Linked DNA regions of Mus musculus: all the other regions are linked to region 2. A link is a loop called in an ENCODE intact Hi-C map of the cell type or tissue named here. Cell type or tissue: left cerebral cortex. All regions are shown on one strand. Each heading gives the region's core, and the rest is flanking DNA. Links, peaks and the distances in the headings are about the cores only. Region 1 overlaps Rassf4 (Ras association (RalGDS/AF-6) domain family member 4). Region 2 has its middle 110 kb from the start of Gm36873. Region 3 has its middle 81 kb from the start of 2810048H02Rik.

The links. A loop is a pair of places that touch in the nucleus more often than their neighbours do. Peaks named below come from ENCODE experiments on the same cell type or tissue, not always from the same donor. Only the 100,000 strongest peaks of a DNase experiment are listed, where the experiment ranks them.
Region 1: it touches region 2 in a loop (4-fold over the local background); 2 of 42 quality-filtered maps call a loop at or near these places.
Region 3: a loop joins it to region 2, with 3 times the contacts of the local background. A loop is called at or near these places in 2 of 42 quality-filtered maps.

Annotation. Positions count from the first base shown.
Region 1 is chr6:116,636,728-116,647,429 of GRCm38, forward strand. It overlaps Rassf4 (Ras association (RalGDS/AF-6) domain family member 4), which reads right to left. Exons shown (of 11, transcript NM_178045.4): 5 at 9,159-9,250; 6 at 8,369-8,529; 7 at 4,958-5,059; 8 at 4,701-4,752; 9 at 3,506-3,627; 10 at 2,714-2,811; 11 at 1-1,571. The coding sequence ends at 1,511. Mir7043 (microRNA 7043) reads right to left here and starts at 9,320; the gene lies at 9,251-9,320. In left cerebral cortex, for the core only: no CTCF peak of the experiment used is centred there; DNase peaks (open chromatin) are centred at 5,850, 6,374 and 6,820; H3K27ac peaks cover 1,457 bases.
Region 2 is chr6:116,896,262-116,906,963 of GRCm38, forward strand. No RefSeq gene overlaps it. Among named protein-coding and RNA genes, the nearest start is that of Gm36873, 110 kb to the left of the region's middle. In left cerebral cortex, for the core only: no CTCF peak of the experiment used is centred there; DNase peaks (open chromatin) are centred at 5,747 and 6,125; H3K27ac peaks cover 1,654 bases.
Region 3 is chr6:117,066,056-117,076,757 of GRCm38, forward strand. No RefSeq gene overlaps it. Among named protein-coding and RNA genes, the nearest start is that of 2810048H02Rik, 81 kb to the right of the region's middle. In left cerebral cortex, for the core only: no CTCF peak of the experiment used is centred there; DNase peaks (open chromatin) are centred at 5,427, 5,745 and 5,996.

The DNA.
Region 1 (10,702 bases), core at 4,862-7,361, 260 kb before region 2:
GGTGAAGAAGTCCTGTCAATGTGGACAGGTTCCAACAGGTGGGTGGTTCCTCTGTCAGCTGCAGCTCTTAATAGCGTGGTACAACAGCTTCGGGGATTAGAAAAACAGATCAAGGCAATAAGCACAACAAGAAGAAGCACAAGAAAGGTTGGTCCTGCAGTTTCTGCTCAACACAACAGGCGTTTGTTAAGCACCGAAGAAAGTACAGTGCCAAAGAGGGGAGGAGGCAAGAGACCTCTCTTGGCAGCTGAGCATCTCTGTGAAACAGAGCTGGGTCTGGAAAATCTAGAGGCGACATCTACCCTGCCTTGTGGCTTCCCCCTGCACAGCTGTTCTCACACTCTGCTCTTCAGGGCTCCATGAGTGGCTTCTACATGCACTGCCTTGAAGATGGAACTCTGTCTTCGAAGGCCTTCATCATACTTCTCTTTAAATCCACTGTCCACAGACCTCAGGAGAAGAAGCTGGCCTTTAGTTTGCTGTTAGACAATCATTCCCAAAACTGATATAAACCACTGCATAGTTTTCTCATTCATTCCAGAGGTTTCAATCAGCCAGCAAACAAGTGGTTCTGTATCTGTATCTAAGGGATTAGAAGCCTTTTGTCCTCAAATAGACGTTTTTCCATGTTTTGCAGAGCTTTGGTAGGAAGTATTGAGAGCTGTCCCTATCCACTAGAGAGAAACAAGCTCTGTCTCAAGGAAAGCAGGAGACATATATAGACATCCACAAGATGGAGTGAAGGGGACTGACCCTTCTGGATCCACTGTCAGCTACATGAATCAACTTCCGAAACATAATTCAATGGACATATTTCTTGAAGACAACTCCTTTCAAGGATTTCTTTGAATCACACTCACAAGTTAAGGGTGATTTGTGCCAAGAGCTGAGGAGATCTTGGTAGTCCTAGTCCCGATCTAACCTCTAGGCCAGGAATGTTGGCTGGGAAAGGAGGCTCGGAAGCCAGGATATCATGGTGAAGCAATAGTTAGAAGCAGGCCATATCTCACGACTGTTGGCAGCTCCTGCTCCAGAATGGTTCCTGAGAGGCAATGAGAAGCAAGGGAAGACAGAGTTTCTGTTCGCATGGGTGATAAGGGCAGGGACTTGTGGCCATGCAGAGGCTCAGGGACAGGCACTGGGCAAGCAGATGAAACCCATTCTCCAGGGATAGGTGCTATACAGCTCTCTCAAGCTGGAAATACACAGGAACAAGGCTGGCCATACTAATCAACCATACAATGTGGCTGGTACCACAGTTCCAAGGCTCTTTATTACCACGTAGGCCAGCTTTGCGCATAGATCCTAGCCAGCAAGTTCCTGGGTGTGCCTGTGCATGCTCACCGTGGTACCAAGACTAGAGATGCAGGATGCTATGTCGTCCGTGGAGAGGTGGAATGAGCATGGGTACTGGGCAGCAACCATTGGTCAGCGATCAGTTAGAGCTGGGTCCCTGGGACTCCATGCACACTTGCTACTGCAGGCATCACAAAAGGCAAGCTCTGGCTAGTTACTTGGCCTCCACCAGCTGTTCCAGACGCTGCAGCATTGTTAGACGCAAGGCTTGGAACCTGGAGAGAGACAAAGCTAAGGGGTTTTCCTAAGGCTAGAGGGCCAGGGAGGTGAGAGCAGAGAGTGGGGGTGATGGGAGCAGGGAGACCACTGCTCCTAGCTGGTCGACTAGCAGTCACTTCTGTCCTTCAGCAAGGAGGCTCCAGGGCAGCGGACTGTGCAGAACTTCAAAGAAAAGTGCTGGCAATTCTATTCCAGACTCTCTAGTAGGGACAGGGATGTGCTGGGATGCAGCTCAGGGCTATAGATCAGTTTGTAAGAAGACAATGCCTGAGCCAGGGCTGTGCAATTAACCTGAGCTACGTCCTTAGCCTGGGTTTTGAACTGTTCTTCCCAAACTGAATCCACTGGCCAGGTGATTCCCAGGCCTCTACTGTCTTTAAAATCCTATAGTGACATCACTGATGGGTACGATGCTCTAGAGTCCCCACTGCATCTGAGGTCTAGTTGCACAGAAGGAAGCCTGTGGGTGGATATGGCTTTCTAGGGATCATTAGTGTGAAGCCAAAATCCAAACCAGCCCCGGCTCCTGGTCTCTCATATTGGAGAGAGCATCTTGACTTCCCCGCCCAGCCCTCCTAAATGTTCCTCACACATCCTGCCCCATGCCACACATCTCTGAATCACAAACAGATCACTGGGACCCAAAGCATCATTAATGTCACATAGCCTGTCCTGATGCTGGTGACCTTTGCTCCCCCAAACAGCAGCCAGAGCTTGAGTGTTAACAATCACTGCTTCCCACTGGGCTCAAACTTCCTGCCTGTAGGACAGCCTTGGACTAGGCTGAGGTTCTATCCAGCAGACTCTGTGCTTGCTTTATCGGAGCTTGGTCATTAGCAGAACCAGAAAGCCAACCCAGGGCTCACCAGGCTCCTGCCCTTTGTCTTATGCTCCAAATTCCTCAGAGAAGAGGCCCGGCCTGGATAGGTGTATGCTTTAATTCAGGAGGCTAACACCCCAGCTTGCTATCGGTACTAATCAGTGGGGTAGGAGAGTACTACTGGGGACCGAGGTCAGCAGGCCTTCCCACTGTACTTGGTGTCTCCAGAAGGGAGAAGCCTGCCTGCTTGGACAGAGGTACGCCCTGCAGATGTTCTCTAGTGGCCAAAACCGTGTCCGGCCAGCGGGTAATGCTTACTTCATGGTCAGTTTGATTATTTCTCTTTCTTCCTCTTCTTTTAATTTTTCAACAAAACTGTCCAGCACCGGCATTTCGAACTTAATGTACTGGGCAACCTAGAAAATCCAAGACCATTAACATGTGCATTAGATGAGGGCTTGAGATGTGCTTTCCCTAGTGGCCAAAGCCAAAGTCCTGTACCCACAGGACACAGGAGCCGCCTCTCTTCCCAGCCCTACTGCTGCCATTGCTCAGTTCTGTGTGCTGGGAGAGGAGGGACTACTCTTATCTCAAAGGCAACCTTCATCCACTGGAGGAAATGCCACTGAGATAAATATTGGGAAAAGCATTCAAGTCTGTGTCATTGTCACACCCGAGTGCTCTTGGCATGGGTGGGGAGTGGGAATACCATTGTGCTCAACAATGAAAAGAAGCTGACCCAGCCCTGGGAAGCTGAGGGAGTCAGCCACAAGCTTGGAGACCCATATTCCAAGGAGGCCCCTTTGTTTAGGGGCTGCACATCTGTGTATAGTTTTATCATTGAGATTTAATACCTGTTGCCCTTGAGTTGGCCCTAGTTAAGGGCCTCTCTGTGAGTCTTTAGCATGATAACAAAAGCATCAGAAACGGTTTTACTTATGAGGAAACCAGCAGGGCTGAGCTCTCTGAGTACCCCAGTTCTTCTGTCCCCTAAGCTAACAGAACCTAGGATACACTGCCTGGGAAGACTGGGGCCAAGATCCCCTTCCTTCAAGTCTTGCCTCACAGTCCCTCCCTGTGGAGCAGGCTTTCAGCTCCACCCCCACTCACATCATGGGGCACCTCCTCGCTCAAGTCAGCTTCCATCAAGAAGATCTTGACAATTTTCTCACAGGGCCCATGCAGGATTCTGGATATCAGTGGGTACTCGCAATCTTTTAATTTTGTCTGCTCTGAAATAGAATTTTACAAAATTCATGGGGATGTGAGGATTGCCCACCTACCCCTGTATGTACGTATGCATGTATGTATGTATGTATGTATGTATGTATGTATGTAATCAGGACAGGGGCATGATAAAAGGGAGGTAGTCAGAGAATCTTTCTCAGACTTCTGTGGGTCTGCATCTTGCAAGATACATGATTCCATGGAAGGGCAGCAGAACTGGCCAACCTAGGTCAGCACTCTGGACTCAGGATTGAGGCTAGAAACAGCTGCTTTTCTCACTTTCCCAGCAGCAAGACATCAATCTGTTGAGACCTCTCATTTACTGTCAGAAGTCAGATACTGTCAGGACAGAAGCTAATCACCAGCCCCAACTCTAGACCCTTGTTAGCCCAGGGGCAGCAACAGAGGAATCCACACAATGAATGCCACTAAAAACCATCCTCACCTTCCATTAGCTACTGATACTTGGTCACCATCTTGCCTCAAAGTCCCCTCCACCCTCCATTCACCTCCATCTTCTCACCTCTCTAAAAGTTGACTTCCTTGCTATGACAAAAGGAGTCTGGGCATTCCTTTGGGTGATTCATCTCTGGGACCTTCCATGGTTATCTGGGATGACCCATTAGCAAGCCAGCTTGTTTTCCTCTTGTAGACCTGCATTTGGTTCATGTACTTTGTAGGCCCATCCAGTGAGTGGGAGTAGAGGGAAAATAATTGTCCTTCCTATATATCATTTAATAAAGGCTCGGCACAGAGAAAATCGGGACAGAGCAGACAGAGGGGGACCACAGACTTGGGGACACAGGAAATGCTTAGCAACAAGAAGCTGCCCATGGGCTGCAGAGGGACCCAGAGGGTTTACAAGAGCAGATCAGGTCGCAGCCCTGGCATACAAGTCCTACTCTCTTAACTGAGCTACGTAATGGTTCACTAATGAGAAGGGCCTGGAGAGGGTTCTTCCTAACACTGCTTTAGAGGGGTTCTCAGAACGGAACCAAGTTTGACGGTGGAGGGGAAGGTGTGGGGAAGAAGAACAGGTAGCACACTTGCTGTGTGAACACCGGAAGCTAGCACTTACCCCCAGACTCATGGACGGTGTAGAGTGCAAACTCACTGGGACCATCTTCTACCTGCACAGGCAGCCACAAGAAATCCAACCACAGCATTTTTTAGCAAAAGGGTACAGACCAACCCCACACCCTTCCTTGCCTAGAATCCCAGGGACACCGGCACATCGGCTTTCCCCCAAAAGCCAATCCCAGCAACCCCCAGTCCTTCCACCACTCAGCAAAGCAGCCTCTTGGCAAAGCTGTTGTTCCCTGGGGTCACACTTACCCGGAACTTGTTTAGTAGCAGGGTGAGCACCTGCTGGGTGGTCATAGTGCTGTTAACCCGGACGTTGGTCACAGACCCATAGGCAGGAGTGAACACTGAGGTCTGTGTAGAGCAGATAGATAGCTTAGGGCAGGTCCAGAGGAAACATAGCTAAAGTTCTGAGCAGACCAAAACAGCGGGAGACTACTTCTTAGAGCACCTGTCCCATGACCATGATGTTTGTTCCTAGACCTGGGGACACTCAAGGAGCTATGTGTCCTCAGAGCACTCTGAAGAAGGTGCTTAACACTGTACATACCCATCAACAGCAGCTCTCTGGATCTTGGAAACCAGGACCCTGGAAGGAATTCACTGGGGTAGGACACAGGGCTCTCCATCACTCTACCTACCGACAGCATCAGCATCAACAAACATCTGTGGACTTAGGCTCAAAGCTTCCAGATCTACTCTCTTCCCCAAGTGCTGTCCAAGCAGAGGCCTCCAGTCTCACTGTGGCATTTGCCAACAAGCCCCTTCCTCTCACCTTCTAGCATATCCTTCATACCACTCCCCTTGGTGCTACCTTTTAAAATACTCCAGATAACAAAATGTGATCTAGCCCAGGTTCATATAGTCGTACCTGGGTCTTCCTACATCTCTCACTCCCAAAGAGACCTGATGGCTCAGAAACAACCCTTGGAGAAGACTGCCAGGCATGTCTGCTTATGTCAGAACCCCCTTTTAGAAAATATGTAAGGCTTCCTGTGGCCTGTATGAGGCCATGGGCATCTCCTCTCACTCTTCAGCACACAGGATGCCAAGTCCTCCAACAAACATCTGGTGCTCCAGCTAATTTTAAAAATTGCTTATTTAAACATTCCTGTATACTTTTTTGAGTCAAATTCTAACCACACAGACCAGGATGGTTTGAAACTCAAGACCTTCTTGCCTGGCCTCCCAAAAGCCAGGATTGCAGTTTAGTATCACCATGCCAAGCAGATAATGTTTACTCTTTTGTGGTCCTGGAAATTGAACCCTGGGTCTTGTACATACTAAGTACCTACAAGTACTCCACCACCATGAAGAACACCCCCAGCTCTCTTCTTTGATTTTTAGATAAGGTCTCACTACGTGGCCTTGAACCACTTGCACAGCTTAAGCTGTCTCAAAACAGGATCGCCATACTTTGTCACCATGCCTGGTTTATTTATAATTCACCATGCCTGGTTTATTTATAATTTTTTTTTACATGAGAGGCATGTTATTTTTTTTTGTAATTATCTTGATTTTTCTTCTAACACAGCACAGATAGCTCCTAACTTATGATGGTGTGACTCATCATTTTTTACTTTACGACAGTGCAAAAAATATACACATTCATCAAACCATCTCTTAAACTTTAAATCTGGATCCTCCCACCCGCCACCATCGTATGGAATCCAATGCTACTCTCCGTGCCGGGCAGCAATGGTGTGAACAGCTCCCGGTTAGCCACATAATCCTCTGGAGAAGCAACCGGAACTCTCCAGGGGGCTGTGTCGCTGAGCCGCGGAGCACTGTGACTTGGGTGCTGCATGTATTTCCACCTTATGTTTTCAATTAGGATGAGCTCATCGGGACACAGCTAGGCTGTCAGAGAGCTTTCTTGTAGGAAAATTAACCAGGACACTGTCTGAGGCTTGGGAAGCCTGCTACAAGCACTATAACCAGGCACGGAATGTGTGAAGCGTCTTACAAGTCCTCTTGATCCTTACAGTGGCCCTCTGGGTTACCTACAGCTGTTCCTATTTTCTGAGAAAGGAAACCTCGGTTGGGATGTTAAATACCTGGTTAGGGTTAGCCATTTGGAAAGGACTGTGCTGTAGCGGAGGAGTCTGCGGTGTTTAGAACTTCATGTGCTTCCTATCTGCTTAAAGCTGGTGCATCCCATCAAACCTGACTGTGCTGCAGTGAGCCTACCAACCCTAGCTGACACCCACAAGCACAACAGGCTACAGGCTGTACAGGAAATGAGCCTTTGGAACAGAGGTCCTCAACCTTCCTAACGCTGAGACCCTTTAATACAGTTCCTCATGTTGTTATGACCCCCAACCATAAGATCATTTCGTTGCTACTTCATAGCACAAATTTTGCTACTGTTATGAATTGTAATGTAAATATATGTGCTTTCTCATGGTCTCAGAACCATCCTATGGTGACCTCCTATGAAAGGGCCATGTGACCTCCCCCCAAGGGGTTGTGACCCATAGGTTGAGAACCACTATTGTTGTGCCAAAGATGCATGGAAGGTCATTCAACTACTTCAAGGAGAGGAACATTCTTGTCAACAAGGCTGTGTTTGTTCTGCACAAAGCCTGCCTTGGACATATACCAGCCAAGTAGAGAGAAGGTCGTTGGATTGCTTTCTTATCACAGTGGATCACATCTGGATCCGAGTAGCCAGGACAAAGCAGTGGGGATACCTACAATTGGATGGGTCTGGGGATAAAACCCATGCTGTTAGTCATAACAGTTTAGGGAAATGAACGTGAAGCACAGTTGTCAGGAATAAAATCTAGGACAAGTACTCCCACCAAAAAACGTCAGTGCTGTCAATTAGTAATTTTCATTGTTGTTTGTGTCTTAAGGAATCTGTACCCCAACTTCTAAGAACATTGTGTATAGAGGAGGTGAAAATGGCTTTTTTGTTTTGGTTAAAGAGTCTCTGGAGTCCATGTTTCCTTCCTGTGAATCACCCTTTTAGAACGGCAACTGCTTCAGCTGGAAGGTTCCCTCTCCATTCCCCAGCATGGCAGGATGTGGCCTGTCCCAGTACACTCCAGCTCCATAGGCAGGGCCACACCCAGACTGCCACTCACTCCATTTATAGTAACAATCAACGTATCCCTTTATAGCTCACTTGTTAATGGAGTGATGTAATGAGGGGAAGGTGATCTTTCCCTAAGGCCAGTACAATGCAATACTTGTACAAAAGGAGAAGGGCTGGGAACTCTGAGATCCCCGGGTTCTCTGGGAAAAGATACCCATGGCTCTGGGCACACCTAGCAAGCCAGCTTAATTACCCAGTGAGAGCGACCGCTGTGTACATGATGTTCCCATGACCCTGAAAGGGAGCCTCACAAGAGTGGGCCAACTAAAGATACTCTTGGCATTATCATCTGTTTAGCGCTTTCTTGCACCCAATCCATACAACTTAGAGAATGGAAGTGGGGTGGGGGTAGTGTTGTCTGTGTGGAAGCTCGAATGGGATGTCACACCGCTGTGGCATTGAGGAAGAGCCAGTCACTCTCCTGAGCTTTCTGCCTAGGGCAACAGTTATCTAATGGAGGAATGGGACGAATGCTGAATGTTAGGGGCCCGCTCTTCTGTGCTGGGGAATAATTCCTGTACTCTCAGCTTCAGGGCCCAGGAAAGGGCAGATGGGGACTTCACCTTGTGGTTATAAAAATGTCCATTGATGGAGAACCGGTGCCGTCGTATCTTCTGGGCTTCGCTTGGTGCCCGGGATTTGGACCTCCTCTGGATTATGCAGCTGGCATCGCTCTTTGTCCGCATAAGCTGTGGGACCTCCTCCTCTTCCCCCTCCAGGGCTCCTGCAGAAATAAAAGATGAGAAGCTGGGGGCAGGGGGGAGGGAAGGTGGTCATGGCTCAAGCAGTGGCACTGCCTGGTGGACGTTGTGGCTCCCTGGAGCCCTGTAGTCGTGGCACTCTATAGTAATGCTGGGCCTGGTTTGGATGCTGGGGAGCAGCTGTGTTGGTGCCACAGTGCCTCTCATGGTCCCCACTGAGGTATGTGGTCCTTCCATCCCTGTCCTCTGAGCACTCACTCACTCAGGGACAGGTCCTTCACCAGGTGCTAAGGGAAGGGTACAAAGAACACAGGTGAATGACACCTGATCTTGGAGTTGAATGTGAGGATGAGGTCTTAGAGGCTTGGAACAAAAGGGAACAGTGGCCTCTGCTGAGCCCACTTCCTTTTTATATCACAGCCCACTTCAGAAGACTCAGGCCAAGGACCTAAGGCAACACTTCTATAAGCCTCTGCTTTCTTTTCCGTAGAGGAATAAAGAAGAATGTGTGGAACCTGTTTCCTCCTGTGCAGGTCCTTAGTGAGGCTCTCTCATGAGACAGATGCAGCTGTTTCTGTGATTCCCTATGGCTGTTCTTTGGAGACTGTGTGCATCATCCAAAACAGGCTGGGGTCTTCTGGGTTTTGCTTACCTGAGCTATCTCCGGAAACCTCTGCCTTGTTTGCAGGTTGAGTGCCAGGCTCTTCAGTGGGGACCTTGCTGTCCTGGGGTGAAGCTTCCTTTCTGAAAACAGAGAGGCACAGTACTCAAGTAGCTGCGACAGAGAAAAATGCCTCTCTGCTTTCACAGGCAGGACACAAGTGAGGAGCCCAAGGGCTGAGTGTGGTGAATTTTATCAGTATAGTAGAAAGCTCCCCACAGCATCTGTTGGAAGGAGTGGAAGCTATCCCTTAGAACGGGTAACTGTTCTGAGATGAATCACAGACCATGTGCAAAGTCAGTGCCCAAGTACACCTGGGATGCAGGCTCAGCCAGCTTAGTGCCTGCACAGCTGTGTGCCGAAAGGGCTTGAGGGTGTTGTGGGTCCAAGGAGTCAGATTAACTTTGGGGATCAATTCTCCAGCCTTCTTGGCAGGACTGACCCCAACCACAAGCCAGAGAAGACAGTATCAGGATAGAGAAGGAACGGGAGTGATGAGAGGAGATAGCATTCAGTAGAGAGACTGTGAACATGGGCTGGGCGAGGGATGGCTAGTAGGACTGCCTCTACCTTGACAGGGGTTGGCGTGGGAAGCATGAGTCATACTTGCAACCTTTCCAAGGAGTCTTTATGTTCTAAGTCATGTTGCTCAAAGTTGTGTACCAGTGACCAGGGACACCTGGGGTAAGAGCTACTGTGTCACCCACATGTATTATCTATCTATCTATCTATCTATCTATCTATCTATCTATCTATCTATCTATCATCTATTGAGTGTGCATGTGTACTCAGGTAGGTAAGTTTATATGCACCACATTTTGCAGGAGCCCATGGAGGACAGAAAAGGGCACTGGAATCCCTGGAAATAGAGTTATAGGCAGCTCTGAACCACTGTATGCATGCTGGAAACTGAACTAAGGTCAGAGCAGCTGCAACTTCTGATCCAACTCTCCAGCTCCTTCACATATATGTTTTTAAAACAGTGTTTCTGTATGTGAGCCTGACCTGGGTTCAAACTCAGAATTCCTCTGCCCTTCAGTTTACTGAGGGTTGTAATCTCAGGCAAACTTACATCACCATGCCCATCTTATCTGCATATTTGGCAAGGACAAAATTCTGAATGTGTGCCTCTGAAGAATCATTGCGCAAAGAAGCAAAACTCAGACTAACTGCCTTTGTCCTGATGGTAAAATAAATCGGATTTTAAATTCTGGTAAATTGATGCAAACAGAATCTGTCACTAATGTGAAGCAGTAGCGAAAATAAATTTGGATGAATCCCTAAAATTTCCTTTCAAGGAGATCCCAGTAGGCTGAGGACATAGCTCATTAGTATAGCACTTAGGCGTGGGTTCTGTCCCCAGCACCATAAAGCAGGTGTTGGGAGCATGAAATTATTCTCCTGGAGGAGGGGCAAAGGTCATATCATCCCAGGGAGGGCACCCTAAGTAAGGTTGTGTGTTGCAGTGGGTAAGGCCAGAAAGGACTGAGGTAACCACTGAACAGGAGAGGGGTTTGGTCTGCGCTCCATTCCTA
Region 2 (10,702 bases), core at 4,193-6,692:
CTAGGCTATGTATTTACACATACCAAGGGAGCAGTAGAAGGGAATAGATAACAATCAGAGGAGCCCTTGCTAGCAAATATCTGCTTAGATAATATTGATCATGCTAAAGTAGCTATGGTTCATCCTGGCTGGCCCAAATATCAGTTCCATGTTTGCTAAAACAAATTCCTCCATTTCTGGAACTCTTCCATGAGAACCTGGGAAAAACCCTGTGCGGAATATTGTGTGCCTTGCACTGGCCATGACACTGATTGCCAACTATCTGCTTACAGTAGCATCATTCTGGACATCCAGCTCATTAAAATGAAGATGTCAAGGTTTCTGAGCTGCTCATAACACCACAGTGTGCTTTGGACCAACGAGCAATTGTCAATTAGATGAGAATTATGTATGGTTGCTGTTTATACCCGTTGTAGCAACAGAGTACAAAGTTCAGAGTTCAGAGGTGACCAAGGAACATTATCCTCATCTCTTCGTTTACAATTTACATTTTGATTTTAATATTGTGATAATTTTAGTTATTGTTAGTAAAAAGATTTAATGAACTGTCACAGGGCAGCAGGCATTGAATGATGTGGAATGCGCATGAGATGTACATAAAAGTGAGGATCAGAAAGTTTCCGTTTTGTTGGGTGTGTAGCTAAAGATACATCACTCATACCCCTTGGCCCTCTGCATCTGTATCAGAAAAATGAGAACTACAACATCTGCCTCACTTGGATGTGAAGAGCAATGAAGCAATATTTTAGTAAAGAGGGTAAAGAACCCAGAAGTGGACTGGAGAGACGGCCCAGTGGTTAAGAACACTTCCCGCTCTAGTAGAGGACCCATGTTAAGCTCCCAGCACCCCCATGGAAGCTCATAATGATATGTAACTCCAGTTCCAAGGGATCTGACACCGTCTGGCCTCCCTGGGTACCAGGCATGCATGTAGTACACTTTCATACATTTAGGCAGACATTCATACGCATGAAATAAAAACAAGTATGTAAAAAAAAAAGAATCAACAAATAGATCCACACAAGTATGCCTGATTGTCTTTTGAGAAATGTGGTAAAAAATATACAACAGAAAAAGGCTGTGGAGAATTGGTGCACGTAACACTTGGGAAACATACAAAGCAATTAACTGGGACCTAAGCCACGATCTGTATATCTCAATGATTTCAGAGTGTACAGTAGAGTTGCATACAAGGTGCTTCGTGTTAGTTGGATTATTAGAAGGAAGCTTAGAAGAAGTCAGCTTGTAAGAAGGAAGGACAGTTTTGGATGGCTCAATACACTATCAGTGGCTTACCGATTTTGTATCTGCAGGAAGAAACTATACCATGGCTGGAGTGCATAGCAGAAGAAGGCAGTCACTGTGGTCAAATAAATAAAACAAAAGAAAAAATATGGGCCAAGGTCTTATTATCTTCTTTAAAGCCATGCCTTTAGTGATGTAACAGCCTTCCACTATTATCCATTTTCTGAAGGCTCCACTACTCCCAAATCAAGCCATATATTGTGAGCCAATGGGGAACATACAAAAATCTAATCTATGTCTTATGTGCCTTCATCCGCAACAGTTTCAAATCGTGAACAGCCCATGCTCCTCCGTGTGTAAGTTAGCTGAAGAATTCCAGGTGCTTCTCATTACTATGACCTGAGAAAAGCATCTTAAGGAAGGAAAGCTTACTTCACTTCACAGTTTGAAAGGACCGTCCGTCCCATCTGGGAAATCACAACGCTAGGCACTTGAGGCAGTTGGTCATATTGGATCCACAGTCAGGAAGCAGAGAAAAGTGAAGGCTGGTGCTCAACCCGCAGTCTCCTTTTGATTCAGTGCAGGATGTCAGCCCATGGAGTGTGCTGCCCATGGCTGCTCTGGATGTTGTCCTCTTCTCTCCATTTATAACTTACATTTTGTTAATGTCTTCTGGGTGATTCTGGGTCCCGTCTAGCTCATCAATATTAACTATTACATCTCACGAGGAGGATGGAAATCATTCACCCTCCTAATATTTCTCAACCACAGTCTGACAGATTTGTATCTAGAATGCCCAAAGAAATCCAGAATTCACAAGTCTAAAAAGTCAAAGTAGAGAATGGGGGGAAAAAAAGCTATATGGATGCCAAGCGAGAAGATGAGAGCATTGTTGACATTAGTGAGCACTGGGGACGTGCACAGCAGGTTAATGCACAGTAAAAGCTGCATAAGGGTCTCCTTATACAGGTGAAACATGGTAAAATTAAAAAAACAAAACAAAACAACAACAAAACCATAACACTAAAAGCTGGTGATGGTGCAGGGAACCAGATCATTCACACGCTGGGGTGGGGGGCACAGAGTGACACAGCCACTTGGGGAAGAGAATTGAGAATTTAATAAAAATAGGAATGTGCTTGATTTATGACCTAGTGATTACTTTTATGCATATATTCAAATAACTAGAAACATAGAAACCTGCCCACGAATATTTCAGAAGCATAGTTAATAATAGCTTCAATCTTAAAATAACCCTAATTTTCTTACACTGCTTAATGATTAACAAACTATAATGTATTCCATACTATAGGCTCAAGAGAGGAGAGTGGGTCACTGTTGGACACAATAAACTTGAATTGGGCTTAAGTCAAAGAAGCCATTCCAAGATCACATACCAAATGGTACCTTTTGTAGAGTGTTTTAATGATGAGAACCACGTATGCAGTTGGTTGGTACTGGGAGACCGTACTGACCTTGAAAGAACACCAAGGGTTTTTTTGACGATGCTACTCTTTGTGTAGTCTGTGCTATTGTTATGTAAATCAGTACATATAATAAAATGGAATAGACTTAATATGCACACAAGCAGGTATTATGTTAGAGAAGTTCAAATATAACATTGATAAATACCATTGGTGTCAATTTCCCTCTTATGATATTGTACTCTAATTATGCAACATTTATTGTTGGAAGGAACCAGGTCAGTTGAAGGATCCATGGGATATCTTTGTATGATTTATCACAAATATCTGGGAACCCATAATTATCAAAAAGAAATTAAATGCAAAAAAGAAAGAGGAAAATTAGAAAAATTAGGCTTCAAGATGAAAAGCAAAAGACTGGAAAAGGTACATTCTGGGAAATGGCTTAATTAGTAATGAACCTGCCTTGCAAATGTAAGGACCTGAGTTGGCTCTTCACATCCAGGAGAAAGCTGAGCACAACAGACTACAATCTCAGCACCAGGGAAAAGAACACAGGAGGATGCCTGTCAATCAGTCTAGTTTAATTGGTGAGCTCCAGGCCAATGAGAAACTTTATTTCAAAGGCAGTGGACAATTTCCTGAGGATGTTAAAGTTGGCATTCTGTTCTTGTGGCTGTCTTCTTTTAGGTTTGTTTATAATAGCCAGAAGCTGGAAAGAACCCAGATGCCCCTCAACAGAGGAATGGGTACAGAAAATATGGTACATTTACACAATGGAGTACTACTCAGCTATTAAAAAGAACTAATTTATGAAATTCCTAGGCAAATGGATGGACCTGGAGGACATCATCCTGAGTGAGGTAACCCAATCACAAAAGAACTCAAATGATATGTATTCACTGATAAGTGGATATTAGCCCAGAAACTTAGAATACCCAAGATATAAGATACACTTTGCAAAACACATGAAACTCAAGAAGAACGAAGACCAAAGTGTGGACACTTTGCCCCTTCTTAGAAATGGGAACAAAACACCCATGGAAGGAGTTACAGAGACAAAGTTTGGAGCTGAGACAAAAGGATGGACCATCTAGAAACTGCCATATCCAGGGATCCATCCCATAATCAGCCTCCAAACGCTGACACCATTGCATACATTAGAAAGATTTTCCTGAAAGGACCCAGATATAGCTGTCTCTTGTGAAACTATGCCGGGCCTAGCAAACACAGAAATGGATGCTCACAGTCAGCTATTGGATGGATCACAGGGCCCCCAATGGAAGAGCTAGAGAAAGTACCCAAGATGCTGAAGGGATCTGCAATCCTATAGGTGGAACAACAATATGAACTAACCAGTACCCCCAGAGCTTGTGTCTCTAGCTGCATATGTATCAAAAGATGGCCTAGTCGGCCATCAGTGGAAAGAGAGGCCCATTGGTCGTGCAAACTTTATATGCCCCAGTACAAGGGAATGCCAGGGCCAAGAAGTGGGAGTGGGTGAGTGGGGGGGGGGTATGGGGAACTTTTGGGATAGCATTGGAAATGTAAACGAGATAAATACCCAATTAAAAAAATTTCCTGAGGATGACATTTGAGTCTGTCCTCTGACCCACCACGTAAACACATGCATCAATCTATGACACACATAAACATGCATACTTACATACACGCATGTGCATAAAAATTCAAATGACAAAAATGTAGAAAGCTTTGGCTACCATGTCTAAGGCTGAGCACAGGTCACATACAGTGAGAGCCATATACAAAGCAAAGGTCACATGCCACCAGAGCCATATACACACTTGGCAGGCAATGGTGCCCAAGGGTGCACTGCACCAAATATGAAATCATTATTAAAATATAAAAGAAAGAGAAAAATAAGAGCTTTCAAACAGATGCATAAGACAAACAGGCTGTAAATAAGTCTTGGGATGACAGACTTGCAGCTCACCAAGACAGCAGTAGGAAGGGGTCTAGGGACCATGGCAGAAAATCAGGAAAGGCAGAGTGCTTCATGCCATAGACGCTGCAGTTGATGCTTTGGATGAATCTGAAGATATAGTGAGGACTCATTACTCTCCTGACAAGATAAAAGCAATAAAGATAATTTGGGTCACCAAAGTAAACAAGAAAAAACTCTGAATGTGGAGATTTGAAAGTTAAGTTTTTGAATCTTGAGCAACTGAAACAGAGTAAGAGAAGAGCACGTTTGGCCTAAGTGTAATGAACACTTGCCAAGTAGAGATTGTATCATGGGACTTAATAAAGTTATATATAACTCAAGAAGACAATGTTAACATGAAACATGATATTTTTAGTCCTGCAAATATTTACACTGATGCTTGATTTTTATGCTTTTAAGTTCAACTCCAGACAAAGTATGGAAAATGGGTATGAATACAAAACAGAATGTACCTGTGCGAACTTTGCCCCACGCCTGGGCAACAATGCTGCTTAGTACATATTCAAATTAAATAAAACAAAGTTATTATGTCAGAGACTCATCTATAGCTAATGTTCATTATAGCAGTCGTCCCAATAACAGAAACATGGGAGTAACGCTAAATGTTCGTTACTGGACTAATAGATAAAAGAATAAATTGCTTATAAGCAATGAAGTGCCATTCAATAGTAAGCAGATGAAATTTTGTCATTTTCACCCATTTAGGTAAGTTTTACAAGGCACTTTGTTAAGAGAAAGGAATGAGACACAGAAAGATAATTGCTCCATATTGTCACTCAGACATGAAAGCTAAAACAAGCAGTTTCCAAGCAGTAGTGGTAACTTGTGAATGCACAAGTAACAGACATGTGCCCCTTAATTTACAGGAAACCATCGGGGTTGTGGGGAACACGCATGAGTTTGTGTCTGTAAAGTTCATAGACCCTGGCTGTCAGGAGTAAGAGTAATGTAGGAGAAACAAACCATCATGTCTTGGAAAGGCTGATGCACAGAAGACTGGAAATAGCCTGTCAGGGAGTTGAGACATCATGCTTGTTGTGCACCAGCCTGGAGCTGAAGAAGGCCTGGGAAGGTTGCATATTCCTAGCCCTATGAAAAGATGTACCAAGAACAGGAGAGGCTAAAAACAACATTGCAGTAACAAGCTGGGCATGAAGACAGATGAAGTGTGGGACTGTCTATATATAAAACACACACACACACACACACACACACACACACACACACACACACACGAGTCACACATAAGACAAAAGCAAACCCAGGCCTGACAGATTAACCCTTTTAAGGTAAAAAGAGATTATTACTTACACAGGCAACAAAACCAAGCTTCCAGCTCCTGGGTCTTTACCAGGGTGATACTGAGACACAAGTGACTAGCCAGCATGATTAGGAAGCATGAATAAGAACATGACTAGCAGCATGAACAGGAAGAAGCCCTGATGTACAGGAGACGATCTGTGCTGCAGCCACTTTCATCCTGAGAGCACAGCCAGGAAACCATCCTCCAGCAAGACTCACAGCCACAGTTGAGCAAAAGTACAGAGCTGCAGGGTGGTTGAGACATCAATCATGGCTGTGACTAAGCTGGTCTGAAGTGAATAATGGCAATGGCCAAGTCAATCTGTCTCATCCCTGAACTTCACTGTCTCCCTTGGAAGAGTTGCTGAGAACAGCTCCAGGGAGAGCAGTGGGGAGCAGAGGCGTGGTCGGGTGGAGGGTCACTGGTAGTGGATTGCTATTATTCAAAACCCTTGAGACAAAACCAGTTCCCGCAGAACAAGAGTTGGCAGGAGGTGACTGTATCCATCAGAGGAGAAGTAATGAGTTGTAGTCTTTCCATCTCTGAAATTAGGATAAAAAGTTTTATCTGCCCCTGTCACAGGGCCTTGTAGAGAACAAATGAGAGTAAGAAATAACTCATAGCCACACAGCCTGCACACATGCCATGGAGGTCACTGCCCAAAGGGATCTTAGTCATTGCACAGGTCCATCAGAGCATTCTTACAAATATCAGGCGTCAAGGGAATAGAATTAGATAGTAAAACAGCACTGGATGTTTGGGGCTGAAGAGATGGCCTAGTCCTTAAGAGCATTAGATGCTTTTCCTGAGAACCCAGGTTAGATTCCTGGTACCCACATGGTACCTCACAAGCATTTGATACTCCAGTTCCGTTTGTTACAGTTCCAAAATGATAACTCATGTCATCCTCAAAATCCAAGAGTCATCAGCCACATTTGTAAGTTTTACAAATGTGAATTTATAATTTTGAATGTATAACTTTGAGGATTATATGAGTAATCTTTGTTACTCTGACTTCTTCTGGTCCCCAAGGGCACCAGGTACATGTGTGATACACAGGCATATAGCCAGGCAAAACATTCATACATTAAATGGTAATTGAAATTTTTTAAAAAGCAGTATTGGAAACTGTTCAGAAGTCCTGTCCGAGTGTCTGGAGGTATCTTTTTCTCTTGCATAATTCTTTTCAGTACTGAGATGATGGTTGGTTGTGCCCATGTCCTAACGTCATTCCTTAGAGTTGGGAGCCTGTTTTATCTGTGGGACCTCATCCAAGCACGCCTTTGTAGAACTTACAAATGTGGCTGATGACACTTGGATTTTGAGGATTATGTAAGAGAAAGCATTTAAGTGCTTGGCGTGTGATGGGTAATAAATGCAGTTAATAAAAGCACTATTATTATAGGATGATACTTATTATAATGCTATCATTGGAAGATAGTCTGTTATCCTTAGAAGTATGTATGCCTATGTATGCATGCTCACTGTTACTTAAAATCACCATGAACTGAAATAGGCTGTTTTAGATTCCCAAATAGCAAGCCGTCATACAGGTACAGTATAATCTTTTTCACAGCATGTCCTCATTTAGACCTCTGTTAGTTCTTCACATCAAGATGAGATAGAAATTCTTCCCATTACACCAATATGAACTCTAAGACTCAGAGTGTACATGCTAAGGAGGGGCTTTCTGTTCCTAAATATACTCTTTGGTACACAAATGTATACTACCATGAAATATTTTATCAAATCTTTTGTCACTAGAAATTATTTTTTTTCTTAATCCCATTGAAAACAAATCTTGCTTGAGATATATTTTATTTTTAGCACTCGGTGTCAAATCATGATGATCACTTAGAACCAAATTCTTCGAACTCCTTACCGTATAGTTGTGGAAACCTAGCTTTTCCCATGGGGAATCACTCAGCATTACACAGATAATAAATACTGTTAGCAAAATCCAGATGGCCTATATTTTTGAAAAATGACTTTTTAAATTTGCTACATAGTTTCTCAGGTCCACTGATTTATTTTGCTTTTGTGTGTTTTCATGTTTTGCATATTGTGACTAAACTGAGCTATGTTTGAATGTGAAATGCTACTCACAGGTTCACGTATTAGAATAATTGGTCTCCTACTTATGGTACTGGATGCTATGGAATTCTTATTAAATGGGGCTCCTAAAATAACTAATACAGAAAACTGGTACTGAGAATGGAGTCATTGCTAAGTTTATATGAAACCTGACCATGTGGACTTAAGGTTTTGGAACTGGTTTCAAAAGGAATGGAGAAGAGCTTAGATCAGCTAGTGGGTGAAGGCTTAGAATGCTATAGGCAGAGATTAATGGGCCATTCTGGCTCGAGTAGGAAAGACCATGATCTCAACAGAAATGTGTACAGTGACTCCAGGCTTATAGTTCCAGAAGTGAACAAGGACTCTATTAGGGGAGTGACCATTTATATTATATTCTGGTGAAGAAGCTGCCTATATTCTGTCCAAGTTCTGAAAAATTGTATCAGGATGAATCCAAAAGTAAGTGACTAAGATGTTTGGGATCAGACACTTTAAGACAGCATAGCATTCCAGATTGTGACACGGATACTGCTCACTGACTTTAGCCAGATTTACATAAAACAAAAAAATAAGAGATAAAAAAGGAGAAAAAAGATGTGAAGAAATGTGTATATTTGGTGAAGATAAGAGTGTGAAACTGGTTAAAATTGAGAACAGGACAGGTAAAGCAATCTTGCACAAAGTAACTTTAATTGTTAAAGATATTAGCCCTATTTAGGAGAAAGCATATGAGTTGCACATTGCCTCAGTGCAAGACCCTATCCATTGATGGCTCCACAGTGTGAAATTGAAAATAAATTGGAAAGACATTGAGAATTAAAAATATATACCTGCAGAAAAAAACAGCTATCATGGCCCCGGTGACCAAGTTATACCTCAAGCTGTTACCAGAACTTAGTGATGCTGTCTATGTAGTTCTGACTTTTCAAGCATGCAGAATGCAAGAGTTATGGGGTCATTGGGGGATTTTTGCCAAGGTTCCAAAGAGCTTCTAAGGCCATGCAGTGTATAGCTGAGTCAGAGGCGTTAGATGGGACTGCATGTGAGGTTGTAAAAGTAAAACTCAAGTTTCATTAAATCATCCAGAATCTTGGAAATGTCAGGACCCTAGGAAATCTACTAAGAGAAGCTTCAATTAGGCACTACTGAATTCAGTCTTAAAAGACAGTCCATGTACACTATAGTGAGCAAAGTTGCAAGAGCATTCAAGCATAGATAATGCTACAAGGGCCCCAAATTCCAGACATGGAGACACAGGACTCAGCATTCATCTTTCTGGATTTTAGTCTTCCTTTAATTTGATCTGGCATGCTGCACACCCATTTCTTCCTTTTAGAGTGGAGATGTTTACCCTGTGTCATTGTATATTGGAAATGTATATATTTTATTTTACAAGGGCTCCTCATTAAAAAGTGCTTCTGACTTTAGACCAGCTTTGGAACTATGAGACAGGATAGACTTTTGAAATTGGACTAAATACACTTTGCATTATGAGAACCATGAGCCCATTGGGGCTGAGTGTTATGATTTAAATAAGAACTGTCTTCACAGGCTCATGGGTTTGGACACTTGTAATTGCTGCTTTGAGAAGTGGAGCCTTTAGGAGCTGGAGGAAGTGTTCACAGAGATAGGGGGTCTTGGAATTATAGCTCTGCTCTCCTTCCTGTCTGAGTATTTCATGATGCAATTCATCACCACCATACTCGCTTCCATGCTTCCCATGCAAAAACAGACTGTATTCCCTTAAACTGTGAGATAAAATGAATCCTTCACGCAAGATGTTTTTGTGTCAGATATTCTATTAAGGAAAAAGAAGAGACCTAGAGCATGTTAATTCAGACATGGCATGCCATTCACTAAGCCATCCTATCAAACTGGATAAGGATGTCCAGAACATACACACCTACTCAGCACATCCAGAAAAGTGGGTATTCAGTGCTATAACAGAATCACTAACAGACCAGCTCTTGCAATAAAGTAAATTATATATGTGGGACCCCTGGGGACTTTTAGACTTTCAAGCTCATTAAAAGGGTACGGGAGAAACTTTCTGCAGGCTTCTGCCCAACTGGCAGCAGGGCTTGGGGATCCTGTTGGTCTTCAGGGGAACTAGAAATGACGCGCATGAAGTGAGAACTTAACTCCAATCATGTCAACAAAATACTGGCAGCACTAAGCCATCACCAGGAGTCAGCGTAGTCACAGGAATGAACTACTGTTCAAGTCATCAAACGACCTAACTGTGTCCATCGCCGGGCAGAGTATATAAACAGCTATTAGAACCCCTCTCTTGTATGAAATAATCACCCATTTTCTGCTGCCAAAACTAATAATCCACTTTCTTGGCTGAGTCATCCTAACATTTCTTTTGACAGCAGCAGCTTTCAACTCCAATTGCAAGGCCAAGTTATATGACAAATAGCCCGTCATCCCCATATTTGGAGGAGAGTGAAATTTTCTAGTGGCTATGAAAAACTTGCCCTACCATTGTGGGTGCAGCATCAACAGTTCTTGGAGAGCATGTGGGAGAGACCAACTGCATCCACTTAAAGCCCTGAAACTGTAGATGGATGCTATCTAAAATATATAGATAGTAACCATGAAATATACCTCTCTTCTCGTGAATGATCTTCCCATATGTGTGTGTACATAGCACATGCCATATGATCTTTAAATAAAGTGTTAGAA
Region 3 (10,702 bases), core at 4,169-6,668, 170 kb after region 2:
GTGGGCCTCCCCTGGCTATTTCTCTCCCTTCCTCTGCAGGATTGTTCCCCACACAGGCCTGAGGACTCCTGAGGTGGGTGGCAAGACATGCTGTAGCTGCCCTGGACCGGGGTGTGTAGTGTCTCCCCTGAGTCCCAGCACTGATGCCTATGGCGGCAGGGTTGGCTGTGATGAGCATTTTAGATAAATGGAAAATGTACAGCCCTGTACGTGGGATGTGAAGACATATTTATGTGATGTTTTGTGGACGTTTTCCAGTATCAGAAAGTGACTCAAGGCTCAGTTCCATAATGGGGAGCCATTAAACATCTGGCTATGACTAGGTGCCCTCGGAAGCAACAGTTGAATTCCAACAGGAATAAATCCTGACAGAGGACCAATGGCGCTTCCTCCTCAAACCCAGCTCATCCTTACCCAGCACATGTGCCTTGAAGAAGAGAGATTTCTGGAATACATGGGTATGCAAATCAGTCCTGAGTTAAGGTTTAGGTAAAATGTTGTTTCCCCAGAGGCCATGGTCAGATCTGCAATGGTTTTCCCTCCGAAACTCATGCTGAAACATGTCTGCCAGTGTGGAAGCATTGGGGCCACCAGTCATGGAGGCAGAGCCATCTCGAGTGAAGCTTTTCTTATGGGCATAGCTGGGCTTCCATGAGATCCCTTCTCTGTGTCTTTCATACACACACACACACACACACACACACACACACACACACACACACACACGCACACATGCACATGCACACATTCAGATGCATGTCACTGCTGCTTTTCACTGAGTCAAAACAACACGAGGACCTCAACAGAAGCCTAGAAAATGCAAAAACCATTTGATTTTCTTGGTCTTCCCAGCTTCCAGATTATTAGCCAAACTAAACCTCTTATTTTTATAACTTGCCTATTCAATGTCAGCAAACCCTGTTACAGTAACCAAAAGTGGGCTAAGAAAAAGCTCATTTGACTTGAGCCTCTTCCAAGGGTGAGCTTGCCAGTGTTGTGTATGCAGTGGTGCTCCAAGCACATTGTTCTGGTGCAACAACTCCTTAAGGACTTTTGGCTAGAGTCTTGTCTCTGAACATCTCACAAGCAGCTTTTCCTTAATTACTGCAAGCATTGACTCCCGCAGAAGCCTGCAAGATGCTGTCCAGTCTCATGCTCTGTGCAGATGGATCCCAGGCTAGAATAGAGCTTGGGGGTGGTCAGAATCCCTGATCCAGGCTCCTAAAGCGACCCTGCACCATCAACACAGGAAGAGCTGGCTGAAGGGGAAAACTTCAGTCTGGAAGGTACTCACTCTAGCTCCCGAGAGAAGCAACTACCTAAGACCCGCCAGCATTGAGCTGTAAGGATGAAGGTGAAGGAGTAGTATGTCTACCTTTTGGGGCACTCTGAATAAAGCCTACTTCACAGAAAAATTTAACCCGAAGCCCCTGGATATACCACAATGGGATGCAAATGACCTGGTAACCAAGTGCCAAGCATAGTGTAAAGACCACCATCCAGCTCCATCTTTCTCCAGAGGAGCTGAGAGGGGGTTGGGGAAAGAAGGCTAGACCCAAGTCAGAGCCATAGCCCAGCTTGCTCCACACCAGTACATACAAAACGCCCCTGGGCTATCAGTGCCCTGGAGTGGGGGTGCACCGAGTTTTCACCACAATCAAAATCTAATGAACTCCTCCAGGCTCTGCCAAACCATGTAGGCATCTGGAAAGAATTGTGGGCTCAGCTGGGAACTATGCTTAAAACGACCTTTTCCTGTAACATGCTGCTTTCTAAAATGGCACATCATGGCCGTCTGAGTCTGATTTTTTAGGGGCTGACGTTTTCTCAAATTCACACTGACTAGGAAGGAAAGGGAAAGATGCAGTGTCAAGGAGCTCAAAGTGCAGAGAAGCACAGCCTGTCCCCAGCAACTATCCCAGCAGCAGGCAGTGGAGATGCCACCCTTCCCGAGCAGAAGCCCAGGTCTGACAGGGCTCCCAGTGGGTGCCTGTATACTTTCAGACCTGCCAATTGGCCTTGTGCTTAACACACAAACACAATGTACTCTGGTGCTGCTGCCTTCAGTTAAGAGAGATGGCTCATGTTTCCTCCCTTAGACTAGCAGCTGTACAGAGAGAGGCTAACATTCCTGAGGGATGAACGTGCAGAAAGAAAGGCCTATAGAAGGACCATAAATTACCGAGAGGTCAGAAGATAGTGTCAAATGGGATCTTCCTTTTCATGGTGAATCGCCTGTTGACCCATCAGGATGGATAGATGGAGAGCCAACGATGATGGCTAAGTGTTGGACTTTGTTGCTAGCCTATGGTATTAGGTACGAGTTCTGAACTTATAATCTCAACGTAGAGTGATATTTTTTTCTTTTTACACAACTCCATCAAAGTGGAGAGGCATCTGTACTCCTCCCTAGCTGTTGGGGTTCTGCCTCTCACATGCACATACACAGCAGGCGTTTACTTCTCCCTCCACAGTGGTCCCCACAGTCACATATCTGACGATCATTCTGGGTCCCACATTGAGCACTGAGACATGCTGAAGGAAATGCATTACATTTCTCTATGATGGCTGTGGATATTTGCCGAGACTACAGCTCCCCAGCTCTCACTTCCATAGTCTCGTACGTTTTCTTGACCATCTTCCTTCTCTCTGGGGAGTGTATCCCAAGTTCCTGGAAGGCGCTGATCTTGTGAACTTCTCCGTTGCCCAGGCACACAGCCTGCTCAGCTCAGGAGTGTGTGTCAATCTGTCTGGGTCTGTGTATATTGTATGTCAAGCCCATGTCAGCTGGTGCTGCCCCAACAACCTCTCTTACCTACCACACTTCTGTAAACCCCCTTCCTTCTAGAGCAGCAGTGCAGTTGTGTCTCCCACACCTTCCTAGAGCATGTCTCTGTGAGGGCTATGCCACCCCTAGGGAGCCCATCGTGAGATCTCATCTGCTAAGCTGTAACTTCACCAGGCCATGTGTTCTCAGTTCAATTCCCTCCCCAAGAAAGGGGACCCTAGCTTTCTCCACCATGGTGCCTCCATCAGAAGCAATTGCATCTGCAGGAACCACTTAGTGGGGTACAGAGCCTCTCATCCCCTTGGGGTCTTGGGTGTACTGAGAACCTGCTGCTCAGCCTCCCGTGTGTCTGTCATAAACTGTGCTTATTTCATGCCTGAAAAGTCCTATGACTGACAGGTAACAATCTCATTGTGACAGTTGTGATGGTTTGTATATGCTTGGCCCAGGGAGTGGCACTATTAGGAGGTGTGGCCCTGTTGGAGTAGGTGTGTCACTGTAGGTGTGAGCTTTAAGACCCTCATCCTAGCTGCCTGAAAGCCAATATTCTGCTAGCAGCCTTCAGATGAAGATGTAGAATTCTTAGCTCCATGTGCACTGTGCCTGCCTGGATGCTGCCATGTTCCTACCTTGATGATAATGGACTGAACCTTGGAACCTGTAAACCAGCCCTAATTAAATGTTATTCTTATAAGAATTACCTTGGTCATGGTGTCTGCTCACAGAAATAAAACCCTAACTATGACAGTAGGCATTAAGTCTACTGGGCCCCTGAGATGATACCACACTGTCCCCTTCCTGTCATGACAGGAGTTCTTCAGGCTAGAGATAGGTTTTCATTTCCATCTCCCTTCCAGCCATTTGTACCCTTCATGACTGAACATCCTCCTTCCTCAAAACTCCAGGGAAACATTTGGTGTTCCAGATACTTTAAGCAAATTCTCCAGACAGGGAAGGACCTGTCCTTTGACCACACTGGAAGGTTTTCCATCCTACCTCAGGCACTGTGTTTTTTATATGTCCTTTCCTCCTGATTTTCTCCCTGTAGAGGGCTGACAGTTCTAGATAGCAAACTCTTCTCCCCGTTTTCAGTATAGCTTTTAACCTAAGCTTAACCAGCTAGTGTGTCTGCGCCCTGGAGAAAGTTGGTCAACTTCTCTAGGTCTCTACCACTGAATGGAATAGCCAATACCTGCCCGCCTCACAGTGGTTTCTGAGAATTATGGAGAAGCAGTGAAAGCATCCTGGGCTTCATGATGCTACCGTGCATAGTGACATTGATGCCATACATTCAGGGACTTCTGGGCCACCACAGCTTCACAGTCCCCCATTCCCATGAGTCTGTGCTACAACTTGACAAATGTTTGAGAACTTTTTGATGAAAATACCCTCAAAATGTGTACAGTGGGAGGGATCTGAAGTGTGCTTCTGTGGCACCTGTGCTTCCTGTCACTTGTCCCCAGGCTTCATCCCAGCACTTACTGCCCTCCCACTAGACACCTGCCTTCCTGTAGCAGGGACCACCATGTTCTAAAAAAAGCCTTAGTGGATTCCGTGTGCCACTTGTAAAGGCACCATCTAAAGCCAGGCTCACCCTCTACCCGTCTAAGTTCTTTTCTATCCTTTCATTAAATATGGCATGAATTTCATGTGACACGCCCTTCCTGTGTCTAAGAACAATACCATAATAGCCTAAAATTTTTAGTCTCTGGAAAATTCTGAAGAATGTTGCCAGGTTCAAAACTGGCATTTTTTTTCCTTTGAGTGCTATCTATCAGTTCTGGACATTTGTCTTGCCATGTCTCATCAATACTGTATTTACCTAGTGCTCACACTGGATTAGATATGATTTTTTAGTTATTTATTTTCTTTTATGTGTGTGGCTGTTCTGCTAGCATCTATGGGTGTACAGTATGTTCATACAATTCCTCAGATGCCAGAGAGGGCACTGGATCTCCAGAAACTGGAGTTCTAGGTGGTTGGGGACCACCATGTGGGTAGTGGGAACCAAACTCAGATCCTTTGCAAAGGCAGGAAATTCAATCACTCAAGCTCCCAAGATAATAGAACTGTAAAAAGAGAAAAAGTAAAGTGAGACTAAAACGATAGGCTACCCCATTATAGGCTTCTCTTCTTTGTACATATGACAGACAGTAAGAATATTCAGGAAATTGACTTGTCAGAGGATATTTAATAATAACACAAGAGTATACATGTTGAAAACTGAATAGAATTTCATTTAGGAAAGAAATTTCCTGGAAGCACACAAGACCGTGTGTGCCTGCTGTACAAGCAAACATGATGAGGACACGGTGGGAGCCTGGAGCTTAAACAGCTCGCAGCCTAATGGCATCTGATCTCCATGAGCTAAACCTATGGGTGCTTGGACCCATGCAGCCTGCTCTATGCCTGTCCACTGGGTGAAGCCCATGCATGCTTGGAGAAAGTCAGAGCTGGCAGCTACAAAAGAAGAGCAGTATTGATTTACTTATTTTGACTCCCATTCAAAAGCAACAACCACAAAATAAAAGTCACTTGGCAAAAATGGAGTGAGTGAGGAGGAGAGCTGACCTCCTAAAACAAGGATGTGATGAGCCATGTTTACTCACAGACCATCTGCAGGGCTGTCACAGCGAGGATGGGATGCTGAGCGCCAAACTGATGTTGCGTGGGCGTCACTTGAACATTTGTCTCTCTGGGCAACAGAGAGTAGTAACAGATTGTTCCGATTGAGACAAACCTTTCCCCTACTTTTTTGCCCAGTAACTTGCTTAAGTTGACACGTTTGTTGTTTCTCCTACACTTGACAATGACATCTGGGGAACACTCATTATTCTCAATATTTAATGTAGAATTAATGCTGAATTAATTAAAGTTGTGCTTCAGGCAGCTTTACTTATCTCCTCTAACAATAGCCTCTCCGGCTGCCATCTGACTCACTCAGGGTGGAAATCAACAGACACTTAGTGCATCACTGATACAGAAAAAGTGAAGACAGGGAATTGCACTCCCAATTCCCACCAATGGGCTATCAGCGTTGTCCTCTCTACATGTAGTTTTTGCGGACTCTGAACGCCATCCCCATGACTTTGCTTCTTGGAAGTGTGGGTGCTGTGCAGAAAGGATGTCAGGAATGTGTTTAGCAGATCATCATGAAAGACTTCTAGGGAGACTTGAGAAACAGTTATCCTAGCACAGGGACTGTGAACAGTCAGAGGCAGCCTCCTGAGGAGAAAGGATGACGTCAAGAACTCTAAGGGGGAAAAAAGTGATTCATGGAGTCACTGGGAAATAAATGGTCTTAACCACCCACCTTCTGAGAGAGTGACTCGACGGATCGTGCTGGATACCATGATGAGAAGTGACATCGGTGTTCATGATCTTCCCTGAAGAAAAGTAAAATGATTGAAATGGTGAATATATTATTTGCTAGTTGTGCTTTAAAAACGCCATCAGAGCTGTTACATCGTTTGTTCTTTGAAGCATCTTGAGAAGCAGACAGTTTTATTTCCAGTTCAGACAGAAGGAGAATAATAAAAGGAAAATGTTGAGTTTCTCCAGCGGGCAAGTCAAAGCTCGCACACAGACTGTGTCTACATCCTTCTCAGCCACTGTCTGTAACTTGAGTCTCGATCATTACCTCATTGGCTTGTTGTGAAACAAGTAATTAAAACAATGCCTAGAACTTACTGGATGATGCACTGTGGGCTTCTATTATAGTAGAACTGTTAAAAACTGTTCTGTGAGGTTAATTTAACTTGAACAGACTACTCCAAAAACACACTGCCAATGCAGGTAGTGCATACATTAAGGCTAAAATCTAAGCTCGTCTCAGGATCAAAAGAGAGCTCTGGGGAGATAGAAAATCTCTTGGGTTTTGCTCTTCCATCCCAAAGATAATAAAATTTTTCTTAAATGTCAGTGTAGTTACAAGTCTACTCACAATGGGCTATTGCTGCTTGTAATTGAGAAAAACTAGAGTGACCACATGCTGTCAGTAAATAAGTGATACAATAAGCCCAGGTCCAGTCACAAATAGACCCATCAGAAGCACCAGGAAATGGTGGGAAAATCTCCACCTTGTTATTATGCTTGTCGTGGATATTGTTTGAAGTGAGCAAAGCAAGACTGACAAGAACACATGTGCATGAGACAACTACTCATTCAAAAGCAAGGCAAATAAACACATACATATGATCGATCAACACATACTACAGATAATACAACCATACAAATATATTGCATAAACAATACAAATGTCAATACAAATATATTACAAGAGGATAAAGTAGAGAATTTTTTTGTGTGAGAATTTAGAAAATACTAACACATTAGATGTAAAAAAAAATTCTCAAAGAACAGAAGAACGTGTTCAGCCTGATCGATCTGATATAGAAGCCAGCTCACATTATGCCTGACAGTGAAGACAGCCTGCTGTCCCTGTGAGTAGACAGGACAGGGCAGTTCCTACCTCTCCATTCTTCCAGCCAGTGAAATAAAAATCTCATATGGTGTGAATTGTCTCCAGAAACCCATCCCTTACCATTGCCAAAAATACTTCTAGAATGACAACAATGGACTTTGTCATGGTTACAGTATATAAGATAAACATACAAAGACTATACTTCCACATCAAACACATAGAAATCAAAATTAAAAATATGCCACCTTCTACAAATGCTTACAAAACAATTAATCAACAGAATATGCACAAAGTTTATGGCTAAACGGTAAAAGTTACCAATGAAAGAAACACAAGACCTAACTCCATGAAGAGGCTCACCCATTTCCTGAGTTGGAAGATCCCTTGGGAGTAAAAATTCCAAATCCTCCTAAGGTTTTTGCCAACTTCTAATACTATCATTGTGAAAACTATCACAAGAATATAAAACACCTGATAATTGGAAAAATAAAAAAACATACAGCTTAAGTAATTTTGAAAAAGAAGAATAAAATGAAACTCTTCCTGCTTTGAGGATACACGTAGTTATGAGTGGTTAAGAGTCTGCGGTATTGGCACAGAAATAAACACATAGACTAATGGAGCCAAAGAGGCAGCCCCTAAGTGCATCTGAGCTATGCCCAAACCTTGACAGAGATGTAAAAGCAACTCAACAGAGGAAAGACAATCCTGCAAACGGCACTGGGGAAATAAGGGGCAACTGACAATATCCTCACAGCTTATTAAAGAATAGACTTAAATGTAAAATGTAAACTCTAAGACTGTCAAAAATGAAAAGGCCAATGGGATAGCCCAATGGTTAGGAGCACTTCTTGCTCTTGAAAAGGACCCAGGTTCAGTTCCCATCACCCACACAATGGTTCAAAACCATTAGTAGCTCTAGTTCCAGGGGAGCCAATCCCCTCTTTTGACATTCACGGGCACCAGGCATCCATGCTGAGCACATCCATGCATCCATGCCATGCACATACACGTACCCAGGCAAGGCAGTCACACATAAAATTTAAAAACAAAACTGTCAAAGGAGTATTGAAAACACAGAGAAATTGAGCAATGTTAAATTTCGTGAGGAAATAGTCAACAGAAAAGCTACTCTGAAAATATTCAGCAGTTATTTACATTAGACACATACATCCCCTCTTAGATATTTATCCAGAGAAATTATATGCATGGAATGTTTTTTTTTTTTTAGAGATTTATTTATTATATGTAAGTACCCTGTAGCTGTCCTCAGACACTCCAGAAGAGGGAGTCAGATCTCGTTATGGATGGTTATGAGCCACCATGTGGTTGCTGGGATTTGAACTCCTGACCTTCGGAAGAGCAGTCGGGTGCTCTTACCCACTGAGCCATCTCACTAGCCCCGCATGGAATGTTTTAATACGCATTTTCATAGCACCTTTGTTCATAATAGACAAAGAAGTGGAGACGGCCCTTGTGTGAGTGACAGATAAAGGCATGCCGCGTCGACCTGTGCCTGGAACACCCTCAGCAATAAGGAACCTCCTAGTAACCACGGTGTGGGTTTCAGCTGAGACGTTAGACCAAAGGGGAAGGGCGCATCATAAGATGGTGCATGCAGTATGACTGCCATATGTAATGATATTTTTAAAATAATTTTAGTAATTCTTTGAGAACTACTTAGAATGTTTTTGATACTCACCCTAAACTCTTTCCGTGTGATCTCTGATATTCTGACTCTCTAACATTGTGTCCTTTTTCATGTTTTTACTTTACTAACCCAAGGACTCCAATGTGTGCTATCTGTATAATCCTGAGTGTGGCTGAGCTACCACAGTGTGTAGGAGATTGACTCTCCCTCCCTTAGATGCCATCAGCTGACTCTCAGTTAGGGGTGAGGGCTCATGAGGCCCTTCCCCTCTCCATGGTGGAACTTTGACTGGCTTGATCCTGTGCCTTTCTTGCATGTAACCACACCAACTGTGGGTTTCGGGGTGCTTTGGTCCTGCGATGTCCAGAAAACACTTTCTGCTCCCTTCCTCCCCAACCTCAGGCTCATACAGTCTTCTTACCCCTCCCTTGTGATTGTCCCTGAGCATGGAGACTAGTGTCCCCAAACTTATGATACAGATGTCCCACTTGCGGTTGAGCATACCACAGTCAGTCACTCCCTGCACCTTGACCAGTTCTGAGTTTTAAGGTTAACTTTCATCCACTGCACAAATCAACCTCACTGATGTGGTCTCAGAGTTGCTCTAATCCACAGGTATAAAAATACAGACAGAGGGCAGCATGGTATTATGTCCATTCAACACAGGTGGAATAGTAGAATAACTCCTGGAGCCAATGATCTTCCCAACCCTGGGTTCCTGCCCAGATTTTCAGTACTAGACGTGTGTTTCCTCCTGTAAAAGAAGCCTTAAATCCAATCAGAAATCACTGGTTATCCTATGACATTCATACCATAACATTGCGCCATGTTCCTATCTGGTCAGAGTCGTCATATTTTTTTCTTTTCTTTTCTTTCACTTTCTCTCTTTCCGTTTTTGTTAGCATAGAGTTCAAAGCTGGATCAGAAAGTAGATGGCTTTCCCCCCAGCAGCCTGCATATTATGTTCTAGTACTGTGAAAGCCAGCCAACAGGAGGGAAAACTTCCTGACCAATACTGACACATTTCTTCATGCCCTGGGACTAACACGAGTTGTGTCTTCAGCAGTAGGGTCTTACCATCACATTCTTGTATGCATCAAGAGTGGTGGCAATACCCTGCATTATTTTTCCTAGTTTTCTGTATTTCATGATTTCTCCAAATTAAACACACAACTTGACACTAAGGTCCACAAATGAGTGAGATCATGTGACATCTGTTTTTCTGGCTGTGTGTTATCTTACTCAGTGTATTCTCCAGCTCCACCTATTTACTTAAACATTTCATATTTGGTTTTCTTTATAGCTCCATAAAATCCCATTGTATATAAATACCTCATTTCCACTATCCTTTTAGTCAGTTGCACAGACATCTAGGCTGTCTCTGTGCTTAGCCATTGTGAATAAAACAGCAGTGGACCTGGCAATAGTAAGAAATAGAGTTGTTTTGATGCATGTCCCAGACTGGTCTATCATTGTCATATATATAGTACATCTATTCCTAGGCTGGTTGTTTCCTGCTGGAATTGCCACACTGGTTTCTGCGCTGGCTTCACTAACGTTCACTCCCACCAATCCTGTTTGGATTTTTCAAGTTCCACAGCCCTTGTCATCATTTGTCAAATATTAGTGCAGTTACTCCTGGTTATTTCTCAGCCTCATTTGCTTAAAATAACTGTTTTTATTCTCTTACTCTAATGGAGTGTCTACTTTTGATGATGATGTGTGTTTCTTAAAAGCAACAAAAATTCTGTTTTCTAATCAAATCTGCTTGTGTGCATCTCTTTGACAAGGGATTGAGGCCATTAGTATTAAGAGTTATTATTGAACAATGTGTATTCGT